Linked DNA regions of Mus musculus: region 2 is linked to region 1. A link is a loop called in an ENCODE intact Hi-C map of the cell type or tissue named here. Cell type or tissue: left cerebral cortex. All regions are shown on one strand. Each heading gives the region's core, and the rest is flanking DNA. Links, peaks and the distances in the headings are about the cores only.

What was found. Peaks named below come from ENCODE experiments on the same cell type or tissue, not always from the same donor. Only the 100,000 strongest peaks of a DNase experiment are listed, where the experiment ranks them.
Region 2: it touches region 1 in a loop (2.8-fold over the local background); 2 of 42 quality-filtered maps call a loop at or near these places.

What each region holds. Positions count from the first base shown.
Region 1 is chr13:81,781,771-81,790,094 of GRCm38, reverse strand. It overlaps Cetn3 (centrin 3), which reads right to left and starts at 6,848. Exons shown (of 5, transcript NM_007684.4): 1 at 6,738-6,848; 2 at 5,319-5,454; 3 at 3,138-3,252. The coding sequence starts at 6,754. In left cerebral cortex, for the core only: a CTCF peak has its summit at 3,284; DNase peaks (open chromatin) are centred at 5,097, 5,444, 6,406, 6,896 and 7 more places; H3K4me3 peaks cover 3,573 bases; H3K27ac peaks cover 6,572 bases.
Region 2 is chr13:83,096,794-83,105,117 of GRCm38, reverse strand. The region is part of intron 1 of Gm33073 (a long non-coding RNA gene); the gene reads left to right. Among named protein-coding and RNA genes, the nearest start is that of Gm33073, 20 kb to the left of the region's middle. In left cerebral cortex, for the core only: no CTCF peak of the experiment used is centred there; a DNase peak (open chromatin) is centred at 4,925; H3K27ac peaks cover 862 bases.

The DNA.
Region 1 (8,324 bases), core at 226-8,225:
AATTTCTGTGCATGCAACTACTTTCTGTTGTGTTGATTTTTACATTGTAATGACATAAAGCAACTAAAACCAATTACAAAGGTATACAATTTGACTACACTGTTGGAAATTTCAGTCCATCAAAAGTATTAGATCTTACAAAAATCACATAAGGAAACAAAATTCTGAAAAGACAAATCAAAATCATAAAAGATAAAGTTAGAGAGCTGGGGAGATTGCTCAGTGGTTAGAACACTGGCTGCTCTTCCAGAGTTCAATTCTCAGCAAGCACATGGTGGCTCACAACCATCTTTAAAGGGATCTATAAAGGAATCGGACACCCTCTTCAGGTATGTAGGTATACATACACACAACAAAGCACTCTTACATTTTTAAAAAAAAAAAGTACAGAAAGAAAGAAAGAGAGAGAGAGAAGTTAGTTCCTATCCAAACATTTAATACTTACTTCAAACTCAAAAATATTGGACTTTCAAGTCCTTCTATGGGCTTCACAGCCTCTTAGACCTCCACTGAAGGAAAGGTAGCTGCATTACTGACTCTGAAACAGTGGCATTACCCTCAACCCCATAAATGTCCCTTAATTATCCAAGTATTGGACACTAGAGTTCTGAAGACACTATCTTACTTTACTCTCAAATAGAGTCTCTTTCTTTTCACCCTAACAATCTTGATCATAAAGTCTAGAACTTTCTGCCTCCAAAATCGCTTCAGCTCATCTTTGACCTTCTCATCAATTACTGTTGTAAAATACAAACTCCCATTCCTTAAACTCCGCTGACTGAAGTCCCATCTTCCTTCACTACGTAAGACCATCCATCAGTCTGACTCAAGGCTGCCGTCCCAGTGCTCTGACCCTCCTCTAACAGAGGGGACTGCATGAGATCAAGCTTCTCATCGTGCTGAGCATGTAGTACCATGCCGCTTTGTCACTTCTATGCTAGACTGCATCTACTCTACTCCTACAATCTTCTTGGACATCTTCTATCCCTAAAGATTTAAGTTAAAAAAAAAAATTCCCTTTGCAAAAACTTAAATTTTCCTGGGTGAAGGCTTGACAAAGATTTCCTATAAAAGGCCTGATAGGAAACATTTTAGGTTTTCAGGGTCCTAAGCTCACAGTCTAAACTGCTATGCTATTTGGTAGCAGAGAAGCAGCGTCCACAAATGTGGGACGCACAGAGAGCACAGTTCGGTTCAGTCCCGGGGCTACAGGTAACAACTCTGACCCAAGACAGCAATCTCTCTCACACAGAATCAAAATGTCCTGTTACTACACTTACATCCTAAGGCCCTCACCACAATTTCTTGGTAATCTTAACTACCATTCATCCCGCCAAATGCAAAAATTTCAGTGCTGGATAAATACTCAAAATGAAAACACTGTAACATTTTATTTTAGATAGGATTTTAAAATGTAAGAAATACAAGCCAAGAACAGATGAGGTGAAAATCTCTCACTTCTATTGACCTTCCTTTAAGAGCAGAGATTCCGGAAGCACCTGCTCCTCCTTGGCCTCAGCCGAGTGACGGATGGACGCTAGGTAGCCTGCACTGAATGCACTTTAAGGCTGTTTTCTCATCATGGGGAGAGCCCAATAAGCCAGGCACATCTGCAGATATCTGTGGGACAGTGTCCTTAGGCAACAACAAATGGTCCATAAAGCTAAGGTTTAGGTGATATGAAACTCTGTTCTGAAGTAGTAAAATATAAAAATCTGCAATACTTAGAATAGTACTTATGAAAAAATGTTTTACAAAACTCTGAATAATAATGCTTAAAATAGCCTTCAAAAGTTAAAGACAGAAAATAAAACAATGAGATTATAGAATAGAATGTTTTAATGTCCCAACAATACAAATGCATTCTGCATCAAAGGAAGCACTATTTTCTCTGCCTGGCACAAACTCTTGGAGTGTTTTGCTTGGAGACAGGGTCTCATTGGCCCTGTCTGGCCTGGGGTTCCTCATGCAGACCAGGTGGACTTCAAACTTCCAGAGCCTGGGTTACTTCTTTGTGCTGAGTGCTGGGACTACTCTTAATCCCAACACCAGCATTTAGTAGCTCTTACTATCCAGTACAGTGCTTAACATTTCACATGCTCATCACCCACATACCTCCCAGAAACCACATTACACTGGTCCCCATTTCATCGATGAAAACGAGTCACAGACAAGTAAACTAACCAAGTTACAGAGTCAGAACCCAGATCTGAAGCCTGGAATCTGGTTCCAAGGTAGCCTGTGCTAACTTCACTGTGGTGCTCTTATGAGTTTCCTAAGGGGGGGGATCTGCCTTCTCATTCCATTTCTTTTCTTTCCTGTATTATGTCTTTAATATTTAAATAAAGGTTTTGTATATACATATAATTGTATTAGTTTTAATTTTTTAATATATGAAAATAACTACATGCTTAGATTATGACCCCTAAAATGGTATCATTGGTCAGTAACTTAACAAAATAATTCATATAATGTCTATATAACACTGTAAGCAATATAATTAAGTTACAGTAGCCAATTCCTAGCCTTCCAGAATCTTCTATTGAAAAATCTTTAACTGTATACACCCTGAGTAACTCATCCTGAGTAACTCATTAAGATCACTATCCAAGATCCAACTACAGTAAGCTGCCACCATCTTCAGGTGGCATTTCCTAAGTGCTCCTATTTCTACCCTGCCAAAGACATCCCTCACAACAGTGTCGTTGCTGTTGTCTCAACTTTACAGCACAGCACTGTCCCTGAGATTAAGGTTAGTGAGTACAGAGCCTAACAAGCTGTCAACTTAACAAGATGGACTTCATGTCCCCATCTCCCACCAAGACACCATGTCCTACTTCCTTCTTCTCTCCACTGTACTAACAAAAGTCACAGCGCACAGCAGTCTTCACTAATAATCTTAAACATCAGGATACTAAATCTTCTATTTTACTGGCAAGAAATAATTTTTGGTTACCCTTTAGTGATTAATTTTAATAAACCATAAAATCTAGACAACAATTCCTCGTTCAAGAAATCATCAAAAGCCAACACTAATTCTCACAGTATAGCTAGAAATATGTTTTTTCTTTTGAAAACATACAAAAATCTCGTAATTTTCCAACAAGTACTGGGTATAAAGGCGACTAAGTACATACCAACTTCATTAAAATCTTCAAATGTGATCTTGCCAGTGGCTTCTCTGTCATAATCTTTAAGAATCTTCAACACATCAGCCTTTTTCACATCAAAGCCCAAGGCTCTCATTGCCACCTTTTGGATTAAAAAGGAAAAACAAATTGTAAAGCACTACTTACAAAAGAAGTCATCAGTGATTTCTAAGGAAGTTTTCCATCTTAAAAGACAACAGCAGATTACTAAAGCACAATTATTCTGTATTTTTACCTCTAACTTAAGACTATGAAACATCCTGGTTTTTCACTTTGAAAATAAATAGAAATTATTTTCATTGGCATTTTGCTGTTTTATATGACCAACTAATTAAAAAGAATTTACAAAAAATATATAAAACGATGCACTAAATACAAAGATAACTATTTGTTACCAAGGGAATAAAGACATATCACAACTATTAAAAGGCTAGACAAAAGCATAAAAGCAGGGAAAAAAAGCAGAAAAATTTCAGGCCTCCATGGTTGACACAGTGGAATTTTATAATCTTATCACTCAGGAGACTGAGACAGGATTGTCATAAGTTTGAGACTAGTATAGGATACACATTAAGATCCTTTCTCAACAAACAAGCAAGCAATCGGCTTTCCCACCAGAGCATACATAATTAGCTACTATGGTACAATTAGTTTCAGATGACTGAGTTTAAACAGAAAACTGCTACTAGTACCAGGAAAGGAGAGCTGTGTCACTAGTTAGTGAAGTCTTTATGTCAGACATCCCTTACTAAACAGGGGAAGAGCTGGTGGAAAGGATGGGAGACAAAACCTGGGACTGAGGGCTGTGAGCAGAGCTGCCACCTTCTCCAGGCAGGGAGGCTCTGAGCAGAAGTAATCAGTAACAAGTGGAGGTAGTGGAGACAGCCGCATCAAAGGGCAACAAACGCAGAGGAAGCCAGGAAAGGCTTATGAGCTAACAACATGGTCAAAGAATTCAAGAAAGATAGATATGTAAGGGTAGTGTAAAGACGAATAGAAAAGGAGGAAGCTCGAGCTGTGAAACCAAGTCCCAAACCGAAACAGTCAATGCCAACAAATGGCGAGACACTGTACAGGACGGACTCAGACTGCACGGGAGGGAGCGGCAGCAAGACACAAGTGGGATGGGGAAGGAGCGAACAGAGGGCCTCAATATTGAGGCCCCAGCTTCAGGCCTGTAATACTTTCAGATAGTCTATCCTCTCACCTCAGTTTCTATCTACCCCTACTTGAAATGCTTAAAAATCACCTACAATGTTGCCCAATTTAAAACTACAGTTAACATTTAAGATATCAAATGTTATCTTTCTCACTGGGTTGAACATAAGAAATGTGTTCATAACAAATTTCCCCCTCGATCTTTACTCGTAATTTTAATCCTTAAATTGGGTATTTTCCCTCAGCACATAGCAACATTAGGCATCAGACAATTTATATCCTTTGTAACAGAGACGAGCACACTAAGAGTGTGTTAGTACTATTTTAAAAATTAAAAGCTCAATCTCAGAAATGTCTGAGCAAAGGCAACTATCTCTCCATCTCAAAACTTTTTAGGTTGCACTACAGAGATAGCTCAGTGAGTAAGAGTGCTCCTCGCCCTGCAATCTTGAGGACCAGAGTTCAAATCCCCAGCACTCATGTAAAAAGACAGGCCTGGCTGCAGGTGCCAGTGACAGAGGTGTGTTGATTGGAGTGACCCCAGAGTTCACTCTCTAGCCAACCTAGTTCAGAAGTACTGAACTTCCAATTCAATGAGACAGTCTGTCTCAAGGCAACAGTGTTGGAAGGCACACAAGGCCGTACTCTACACTGCACATGATACACATGGAATGTACAGGTCTGCACAAGCAACAAGCATAGGCCACAAACATCGTGTTTTAAAAAGCTGAGCTATATACCATCCCACAGAGGAAAACAGCAGTGGGAAGAGCATGCTAAGGACTCTCCCTTTAACTGGGTGAATGGAGAAGTTACACTTTCCATCATTACGCACTTAAATACAAGGTTCTACAAGCCATATTCTGTTTGTACTGTTTTCTTGTACCACCTGTGGGTGGGCACTACAAACAGCCTCACAGTTCCGAGACAAGCTTCTAAAATAGACTTTAAAGCAACAGTCACAAATGCAATTGAGTTAAACAAAAATGGGTCTTAAAAGTCCCCTGTTACCTTTAATTCATGATAATCTATGGCTTGGTCTTTGTCGGTATCAAACAGCTCAAAAGCATCTTTAATTTCTTGCTTCTGTTCTTCAGAGAGCTCTCTTCGTTTTTTCCTTTTTGTTTTGTCTACTACAAGCTCACCTCTAGGACACAGAAAAATGTCTTTAGGCCACTTTAACCCATCTTAGGACAAAGATTCATTTTCTAAATTTTAACAAAGCAGAGTAGCCTGGCAAATAAAGGAACTGCCCCTAAATCAATGTCCTGTAGTCAAATGTACTTTTATAAGAGAAATCCTAAACAAAGTCAAAAGCACCGAAAACACCATACATATTATTCATGTCATCTACCAAAAATAAAGAACAAAACAATGTCATCTACCAAAAATAAAGAACAAAACAATCAACCAGAATAGACTTGATTTTGGACAGCTTATAAATTCTCACAATTACTACAAAAAAACAACCATAAAACTTAAAAGATTACTTTTGCACTGTAAGCTCAAAATGTTTTTAGATTATACATTTGTAACACTGCTTTGTGGTTTTATTCCACTGATATTAGCCAGGCAAAATATAAAAGGGTCTAAACATTCAAATACTAGACACCAAAAAAAAAAAAAAAAAAAAATCACAGCATCTAATAGTCGTGCTTAAGTCTACGTGATGTTTAAAAGTGTTTTAACTCTCACTTAACATGTAAACGATAGGTTAAACGTCTTAAAACTCTGGAGAAGCTTAAAGAAAAATCTAAAAAGGGCACTTGGATCTGAAAATGTCTGCCTTCAAAAGCTGCCAATGCAAAAAGCGGTCCAAATGTGTAAACGAGGATACAGCACGTGTATCCGCACGTTCTAAAAGATGGAAGCTTTAAACCTCAAACCCTTGAAACTCGGCTAACTAACTGCTCGCGCTATTTACGTCTGGACGCCGTCGGGCTCAGGGACGCCGGCCCAGTGGCCCACGTGACCCCGGCTGCCCCCACTCGCCACACCCCCACGCCAGCTCCCGCCTCCTTCGTCACCCTGCGGAGCCAAAGGGGCGGCGCGGCGCGGCCCGCCCGGGGCACCTTTAACTGTAGATGGGCAAGGTGAGGAGCCAATGAGGGGAGGGATGGACGGAAGTGAAAGGACGGTGTCACGGAAACGAGCTCCACCCGAGACGCCTAGAGCACAGCGTGCCTCGGGGCCCGGGGAGAAAGGCGAGCGCTCCTGCGACTTTCCAGGGGGAATCAGGCAACCAGGGCTGAGTCCCGCAGTCGCGTGAGGGAAACCTCGCGAGACTTCACTCGGGCTGCGGCGGTGCCCGGAGGCGGGAACCGCCGAGGTCTGGTGCTCGGCGCTGGGCACCCGCCCCCGACCCGGTCTCCCGTCCACACCCGCCCTGGCCCTCTGGGGGGACGGAGGCACGGCCTCCTCGTTACCGACCTCAGAGCTAAACTCATTCTCTCTTCCGACAGAGATGTTCCACTCGGGGACTTTACCACGGGAACCGCTCAACAGCCACCAACCTCCACGCCTCGGGGACCACCCACCAGACAAGTTTCTGGGCGCGATTGGCTGAAATTGCCAACAGCCGGCCTATTGGGGCGGAAGCGTCGCTGCTCTTCTTTTTTCATTGGTCAGCATTCATGTCAATCAAGTACACATTTTTTGGCCCTGGTTGTCAGTCTGGCTCCCTGGATTGGCCAGGTTCTTTCCCGACTCCCTTGCGCGCGTATTAGAGTCACCACGCGAGACTCAGGCAGGCAAGGCGAGGCCCCACGCGTGACATGCACGGCGTCGACCGAGGGAAGGGAAAAGGCCAGCCCAAGCAGCCTGCTCAGAACGAGGGAGCAGTTTATTGGGGAACCAGGTCTGCGAAAAGATGTACAATTTTAGGTGGCCGGTGCACCTGAGAAACTTAAATCTAAAGGCGACATTCTTTATTCTTAGTTCAGTGAGGACCAAGCTAAGCGTTCTCCCCCGTACATCTCCCAAGTGATTTTAAGGCAGGCTGGATTATGGATTAGGCTTCTCGTTTTGCTGTTTTGTTAGGTCATTTACAATGAGACTAGCCAAACCACCCTTTTCTTCTGTGCGATTGGAAATGTGTGCTTGCTTCTGCTTCTCATTTTCTAGTGCTATAAAGTGTTTATGTGCGTCTTATCTTCACTGCCCACCAAGCCTCTTAAAGTTTACTTAGATCATCAGACTGCGAGCGAGACTGACTGTCTTCAAGGCCAGGGTTCTGTTTACACGAGTATTTGTACCAAACAAAATATCTGGAACTTAGGTGCTCCATAAATATTTGATGCATAAAATGAGGTATTATTGTGGAAAACTTGGAAACTACTGAGCTAACCTGCAGTGCTTATCGGTATAAATACAATAAACTGGGGCTAGGAATTAGAAACGGCAAATACTGTATGTAAGCTTATATGTGAACGAAGGACGCTGTGTAATTGGCTATGCATGAGTTAAGCTAGAGTGTAGATAGGAATTTGGACAAGTAAAGGATTGGGATAAAGCTAAAAAGTAATAGCTAAATGATAGCACTCCCAAAACCAAAGTAGAAAAATGTTGAAGAACTCAACTGGGCATGGTGCTACACATGTTTAATCCCAGCACCCAAGAGACATGTAAGCAGATCTTTGAATTCTTTACATTGTGAATTGCAGGCCAGCCAGGACTAGTAGTAGACCCTGCCTAAAATATAAAAATTAAGTACTTTTACTAACAAGTTTAAAAGGAAATTAGGCCAAGCAGTGGTGGCTCACGCCTTTAATCTCAGCACTTGGGAGGCAGAGGCAGGTGAATTTCTGAGTTCGAGGCCAGCCTGGTCTACAGAGTGAGTTCCAGGGCAGCCAGGGCTACACAGAGAAACCTTGTCTCGAAAAAACAAACAAACAAACAAAAAAAGGAAATTAGATTACGTCATATGTATACTAAAGAACACTAGTGAAAAAAAAAACTACTAAAATTTTAAGATTGTAAAACCAAGCCTAAGAAGAAAAGTATTAAATAAAGGTGAAA
Region 2 (8,324 bases), core at 157-8,156, 1.3 Mb before region 1:
CTACCTGATTTTTCAAATCAATTCACTCTTCTACTGTGTTCCACTTCCATGTAAATAACCTCTTTATAAATGAGAAAATGGAGAAAGAGCCTTTCAAACAGTTGCCATAAATTAGAATAAATTGCATTAATTCAAGATGTAAAACTAGGAGAGCCAGGAGAACATGCAACATATTTTCCCCAAATAACACTGAACAAGCACAAGTGTATACTCTGGGCATATGTATATCTTTTCTGTGACTGACAGCCTGAAGGATAGTCCACGTGATATGTGTGTTCCTGGGGAAAAACAATCTTTATTTGAAATAAGGAAAGAAGTACAAAAAAATGAATAAAATACTCAAAATTTTTAGTACAGATGGTTTTACAATACTTTTATGAAATGTTCTGTCTTACCAACTAAATGTGTACTTATCTCTTATTCTAGGACATTAGTGTACATTTGTCACATCAATACATATCAGAAAAACTACAGATGATAAGTAATTTATGGCTGAGCCTCATTAATATCACAACACTTATGAGCAGCAATGTTTCTCTCTCTTGCTTAATTTTTATAGGGATGAAGATTGATCTTGTTCTTGTTCTTGGTGATAAACGAATAATACACAATAAATGAATTTTAAAACCTTAATGCTAATAAACCAAGAAAAAGAAATAAAATTAGAAAGCTCTCTCTCTCTCTCTCTCTCTCTCTCTCTCTCTCTCTCTGTGTGTGTGTGTGTGTGTGTAACAATAATAATCAAAGAAAAAGGAATTATCATCTTGAGAGTGAGGGTCACAGGCATGGTTTGAGAAAGAGTATCTAAGAGGGAGGGAAGTGATGCAATTCTATTTCAAATAAAATGCATTAAAATAAAATTATCTAATGATGTGGGGAAAAAATGACCCTTTACAATTGGTATGACACTGTAAAAGAAAATCACCACTGTGGTAGTTCCTCAAAAAAGATAAGTAAAAGAAAGAAAGAAAGAAAGAAAGAAAGAGAGAGAGAGAGAGAGAGAGAGAGGGAGGGAGGGAGGGAGGGAGGGAGGGAGGGAGGGAGGGAAGGAGGGAGGAAGGAAGGAAGGAAGGAAGGAAGGAAGGAAGGAAGGAAGGAAGGAAGGAAGGGGGAGGAAGGAAGAGGGAGGAAGGAAGAGGAATGAAGGAAGGAAGGAAGAAAAAAATCAGAACTTCCATATGATCAAACTATAGTCACTTCTGGGTATAACTAAAGAAATTTAAGTCAGTACATCAGAGAGATGTTTGAATATCTATGATTATTGCCACATCATTCCTAGTAGCCAAGAAGTGGAGTCAGCATAGATGCTCATCAATAGAAGAATGGATGGCTGAGATACGTTACACATGCACAATGGAGATTTATTCAGATATTAAGAAGAGTTCATTCATAACATTTGCATGAAAATTGATGGTAGACTATAGAATTGCAGTATCTGTATACACACATACACCAACACAGAGATATGTATTGAAACTTTTTGAGATACCATGTGGAAAAAGGAAAAATCTAACAGGAATAGGGAAATTAGATGGTACAATTTATTTTATTTTAATTTTTTATTTTCAATATAAATATGTATCATGCAGATAGAAGGAGGATTATTCATAAGTAGGCAGTTATGGGAAAAGAAGAAATGGGTGGGAATGAGTAGGAGAAAAACACAATGGAACACACATATATCTTGAAGTGAAATAAGGAAAGGAAGCCAAGAAAACTGCAACAGTAGTGTTAAATGCAAATATGATAGTCTCCAAAAGTCAGACAAATCATCTGTCCAGGATACTTGCTTCAAGCAAGATACAACTTAACAATGTTGAGTATCTTGCTCCAAATCTTAGAACAAGTGATAGCTGGTTTAGTTTGCTGTCAGTCAGACCCCAACCCTAATCCCTATATTTTCTGCTATAACACATGGCCAATTTCAAAGTCTTTGAAAATAAAATGGAAGGTTATACTCAGCTTCTTACTTAGAATCACTCAAAATGCTCATGATGCACTGCTGAGGATGAGCTGAGTCTTCCGGTCATCTGTGTGTAGCCTCTCGTGCTGCATGCCCACTTTCACTTGGTAATGTTTCTCAACATTCTCTCCAGCACTCTGCTTTTGGCCTTTTCTTCATATCCATTTCTTACTTAATGGACCTGATCTCAAGAAGAATGATTCATTCTAATTGAATCATGGACAATTCAGGAATGTGGAACTCATTGTTTTTATTTCCATGATTATGAATATTGTAAGGTTTTTTCAATGTCTTTTTTCTTTCTTAAAGTATATTTCATCAGGTCTTTTGTTGCAGGTATAGCAAATAAGATCATTACTTCATTTTTACACTTTTTTCCCATTAATCAGCCTTTCTTTGCTGTGACAAAATACCCAGGATGATTAAGATATCAGTTGTCAAGTTGAGTTCTAGAACCCCTTGGGAAATGAGGCTCTGGGCATGCCTGGGAGATTAACTTGATCAGTTTAACTGAGATGGGAAAACTCACCTATTATGAGTGGCATTGCGCTTTGCTTTGGAATACTGAACTGTATAAAAATAAGAATGCGAGCTTATACAAATACACTGTCTCTGCTTCATAATTTGGATACTTGAGAAAAGCTGCCCCAATTTCTGCTGTTATGGTATCCTCTATGACAGACTACAACATTTAAAAGTAAGTGCAAACAAACACCCCCTTTTTTATGTCGCTGTTGTTAGAGTATATTATCAGAACAAATGGAAGAACAACTAAGGTAATATTTAGCACATAGATGGAGAAAATATTCATTTTGCTCATGTTTCCAGAGGTGTCAGTCATAGTAGCTTGCTCCATTTTTCCAGGGCCTAGAGTGCTATGGTGGATACATAGTGGAAATTATAGTGAACAAGCCTGGAGGAGAGAGGGAGGAAGGAAGGGAGGAAGGGAGGGAAGGAGAGAGGGTGAGAGAGACAGACAGAGAGAGAGAGAGAGAGAGAGAGAGAGAGAGAGAGAGAGAGAGGAACAAGAGAAACAAAAGAAGAGGAGCAGGAAGAAGAAGAGAAACAGGAAGAACGAGAACAAGATAAGATGAGAGGAGAGGAGAAGAGAAGAGAGGAAAAAAGAGAGAGAAACATACCAAACATACCTACAAAGTTACAGGCATAGTACACGGTAGCCCACAGCTACCAATAAGGACCTACATTCTAGTAGCCCCTTTGATTTTGACTACATGATTGAGTAAACCTCTTGGTAACTCGGTGACTTCATGGATCAATTACTTCTCAGAGGTATCATGAGCTAGAGACTAGAGCTTCAACACCAATGCCAGTGAAGGATATCTTATAGCCACACCATAACAGTACTATATAAAGATTTTGACTAATTGTCCATCAGATGAATACTTTTTATCATTCCCTTTCCTGTTTAGAAGTTTTGATAGAGTCTGTGAAATGATTCCATGATAATGTGTTTAACCTACACATTTGAAAGAATAAGAGGTATATGCACGATATTTTCTTCCAGTTTTATTATCCTAATCGAAATATAGTGATACTCAAAATATTCATGAAGTCAAACATTAATACTGAACAGTCAGATTGTGTGTGTGTGGGGGGGGTATGAGCCATCTTGTCACGCACACCATTGACCATGTCTGAACTTTTATTTGTCAGGTAGGTTTGCTTTAGCAGAAAATCTGCTGAGGTGCAGACAAAACTGATTCTTCACATAATTATCTCACACTGGACTCTGACCTAAAAGCCCACTCAAGGTCCAGTGAGTTTTGTCTTGATACAGAAGAATGAAGGAAGGTTCCAATAGGAGCCTAGAGCTTGAAAAGGTAGAAGGACCAGCTTTTCTGTGAATAGAATTTAGAATAGCACCTTTGACATCTGCTCATACTTCAAGATCCCATAGAAAGACCCCTAGCAGACATAGAGGGCATAAAATGTCCCTCCTTCTGAGGACTTAGCTTTCCAGTTGTTGGTTAGATGGTCAATTTCTACCCCCTTTCTAACCCTCTAATCTCTCTCTCTCTGTCTCTCTGTCTCTCTCTCTCTCTCTGATTCTCTGTCTCTGTCTCTCTCTTTTTCTTTATCTTTCTGTCTCTGTCTCTCTCTCTCTGTGTCTTACTACTTCCCTTTCCCTATGTTCTCTTTTTCTCTGTTTTTTTATGATTGTTCCTACACTTCCAATTGCTTTCCACTGTTTCCCTCTCTCTAAATACCATCTCTATTCCTTAACTGAATAAAATAATGATCTGCTCCACATATAAAGCATATTCATTAAGGGAATTTTCATACCCAATACTCAAGTTAGTATTGCTTTGTTATTTATTTTCTAATAAGAAAAAAAACTATATCAAGACAAAAATATGTTATTGCATGAGCTGGGGGAAGCTTAAATGCTCATTTTCATTTTCTAAAGTGAAGAGCAGCTGAAATAACTGAAAGAAAGATGCCACTGTGGTCTGAGAACATAAATCAGTTTCTAGAAGGGCAACAGAAAGAAGAACTTGCTAGTAAAAAAGAGAGAGCAGGAACTCAGGGACTAAAGGTATAAATAAAAATATTTTACAATAGCAATAAAAATACCTAGAAACTTAAGTGAGTATCCAGACCCCTGTTTCTGGCCATGGTCTTTTCCTTCTAGACAGACCTAGACTGAGGCATGATTGCAATACAGTTCAAAGAAATACTGAAGTACACACACTGCCACTTTATACTATGTCTAATTTCAGTCACTTGAGGATGATATAAATGCTGATGTTGGTGTTATCCTGCCTGTGCTTCTTTTCCTGTACAAGAAAAAAAAATCTTCTTTTGGGGCAACATTCTTTTATCACGTTCCCTCTTTGTAGTTAGAGAGTGGCACTGGAAAGCAAAAGCAAAAGGGAGCAAAGAAGCAAGAATGAACCTGTGCACATGCAGCTTCAGAAAGGTCTGGATTTAGTTTGGTACGGAAAGTACACTTAGCTCTTCTCCTGGATTTGCATCTGCATGTCTTTTCCCCAGCAGCACAGCAGAAACAGCCCCAGCTTCTGTGGTGGAGGTAATGCACAGCATCAACCTCCTTTGTGCTGCTGGATGTGAATGCTAATGTTCTAGAGTTAAATATAGCACAAAGCAAGTATGTCAGAGGGAAAAAATACTGAAGCAACCAGCTTTACACTGCAAGGGGTTAGGTAGAATAGGCAAGGTGTTATTATTGAACACTAGAACAAACTGCAAAAATGGGAGGCTATCAAAAGAAGATGGGGTGGAGAGATGTGACTCAGTTACACTAACCTAATGTCCTCAGTACCAATGTAAACACAAGAATGTCATGTGCTAGGGTTTGGATGAGGTGTCTTGAATAAAGGTACAAACCTGCCATTATTATGTATAATCATTAAATGATATTAAAATGCTGATTAATAAGATGGGTCAATAGGAAATATGCCCTACTCCCCTTAATTCTCTAGTAAATTCATTAAGTCATAATACATACAAATTATTATATTATTCTGCCCGTTTCCCATTGCCTAGTTATGAAACACAATTTTGAAGAATTCTAGAAAAAAAAATGCTTTATGGGTGCATTAGTTATTTTTATGATTACAGTGACAAACACCTGGTAAAAGCACTCAGGTGGAAGGCTGTATGCTTTGGCAAATGGTTTGAATAAGTATATCTCATCTTGGTGGAGAAGGCATAGTGGGCTGTCATTCTTCACTTGCAGTCAGAAATCAGTGAAAGATAAAAGCCGAGGTTCATGTGTCTCCCACCTTTATGTTTAGTCTGAAGCTTCAGCAATGGGAGGGAATCTCTCATATTTTTTACTACTACAGGTCATTCACACAGTTATGAATTGTGGTAAATGACTGGCTGTACACCATATTCACCTATGCCCTGGAGCTATGGAGAACCCTTGCTGTTTCTCCATAAACTAGAGCAGCTGACTGAATCCATGCCTATTCGTAGCTTTATCTCAGTAGCCAGTACATCTTTACAATAGATGCATCCCTGGGGCTTAGGATGATCATTGTACTCAGTGAATGCTCAGGAAATCTTTGGAAAATCAACATGGATATCATGTCCATCTAAATGGATACTTACACAAGTCATTAAATGCTACAACAGATAATGAGAATTCTTTCAGGTTTTGCAATACTGAATGTTAGCTAAAACCAAAAGGCTACATACAGTCTCTCACTTACTACCTGGGAAACATATACAAGTCAGTGGATATCTTTATCTTTTTTGAGCTCAGTGTTCCTTTAAAAAAGAATTCGGAGTTAGCATTCTCTCTCTTTCATCTGTACATGGTGACATTTAAGGTTCACACTTGGATAGGCATGGTTATGCTCAACCCTAATCCCAGCTTTCCAGGTGCCGGGACATGAATGAATTCAAAGTTAGCTTGGACTCCATAGAGAAATTCTGTCTCAAAAGTAAAGAGAAGCAAAACCAGGCAGTGCAGTATTATAACAGTAAGGGGAAAATAGCAATAACCAACAGATACTAAATATACAGAAATTTGGTTTGAATTCTGTGCACAAAACAAAAGGTGAGAGCTTTTCCCCAGTCATATCAGATGCCAGGATAGTTAACTGAAGTGTAGTTTGAAGCTATTTACTCAACAGAAGTGAAGTACTTCTGCAATCTCTCCCATTGAGCCAAATTGTGTTAGATAATGAGGATAACTGAGGAGAGGATATTCATTTAAAAAGGAAATCAACACGTAAGCAACTACTGTTTAAGGAAAAGAAAACTCCATGAAGAAAAATTCTGGATCAAGGTTGTGATTTGACAAGGTTATTGAGTCAAGACACCAAGACAAAGATATCTAAGAGAATAAGACAGATTGTCTGGAAAGGTGGCTGCCTACTGCTCAGAATAAGCTGTACATCATAGTGATTCCTAGAAACAAGAGAGCCAAATATCAGTGACAAACAGAATGCACAGGGATATGCTGTTGGGTGCTTGAAGATGATTCTCAAATTCAAGATAGAAAGAGTGCTTAAAGGAATAACAAAAAGGGCTTACATGGACACATAAAGTTAAAATATACAGGTGGTATAATTATTAGAAGAATGACAGACCACAAGCCTGAAAAAAAGTAGAAGTAGAAAGTATGCCTACTTTAAATCAAACCAATTTCTGGTTGAAGTGAAATAGGATGGGATAGAACATTATGGAAAGAACACTTCAATTCATCAAGTCTTTACAGTCACAATTTTATTTTGCTCTTAAGCTAACAGTGTAAGTAATTAATTTCAATCACTATGATGTGAAATCTACAGTACCCCTATGCATTCTGCTTTGACACTACTGGCTCAGGAAGTTAAGCTAACTTCAGAAACAGGCAACAAAGAAACTTTGCAGCAGCTGACAAGCACACTGTATAGAAGAAGTAAAAGCAAGAGAAGATGGAGAAAAAGTTAAAGAATAAGAGGAGGAGTAGGAGAAGGAAAAGGAAAAGGAGGAGGAGGAGAAGGAGAAGGAGAGGAGAAGAAGGAGAAGGGAGAAGGGAGAGAAGTAAGGGAGAAGAGGGAGAAGGGAGAAGGAAGGAGGGAGAAGGGAGAAGGAAGGGAGAAGGGAGAAGGGAGAGAGAGGGGAGAAGGGAGAAAAGGGAGAAAAGGGAGAAAAGGGAGAGAGAGGGGAGAAGGGAGAAAAGGGAGAAAAGGGAGAAAAGGGAGAAAAGGGAGAAAAGGGAGAAAAGGGAGAAAAGGGAGAAAAAAGGGAGAAAAAAGGGAGAAAAGGGAGAAGGGAGAAGGGAGAAGAAGAAGAAGAAGAAGAAGAAGAAGAAGAAGAAGAAGAAGAAGAAGAAGAAGAAGAAGAAGAAGAAGAAGAAGAAGAGGAGGAGGAGGAAGAAGAAGAAGAAGAAGAAGAAGAAGAAGAAGAAGAAGAAGAAGAAGAAGAAGAAGAAGAAGAAGAAGAAGAAGAAGAAGAAGAAGAAGAAGTAAACCAACATGGACCACAGAAAAGAAAACTCAACTGAAATGAACCATGAATAAATGACATCTTCAGATTCAAGAAAGATTAACTACTTGATTCAGTGATGTTAATAGAGGTTGGACAAGTGTGGTGGTTTAAATAGCTTTGGCTTCCACATATTCATGTGTTTGAATGCTTGGTCATAAGGAGTGGTACTATTAGAAAATATAACCTTATTGGAGGAGATGTATCATTGTTGGAGGAAGTGTGTTACTGTGGAAGTAGACTTTGAGGCCTTCTGTGCTCAGGTTTTGCCTAACTTAGTAAGTAGTCTTCTTCTGGCTGCCTTTGGATCAAGATGTAGAACTCTTGACTCCTCTAACATCATGCCTGCCTGTATGCTGGCTGCCATGCTTCTTGCCATGCAGATAATGGACTGAAT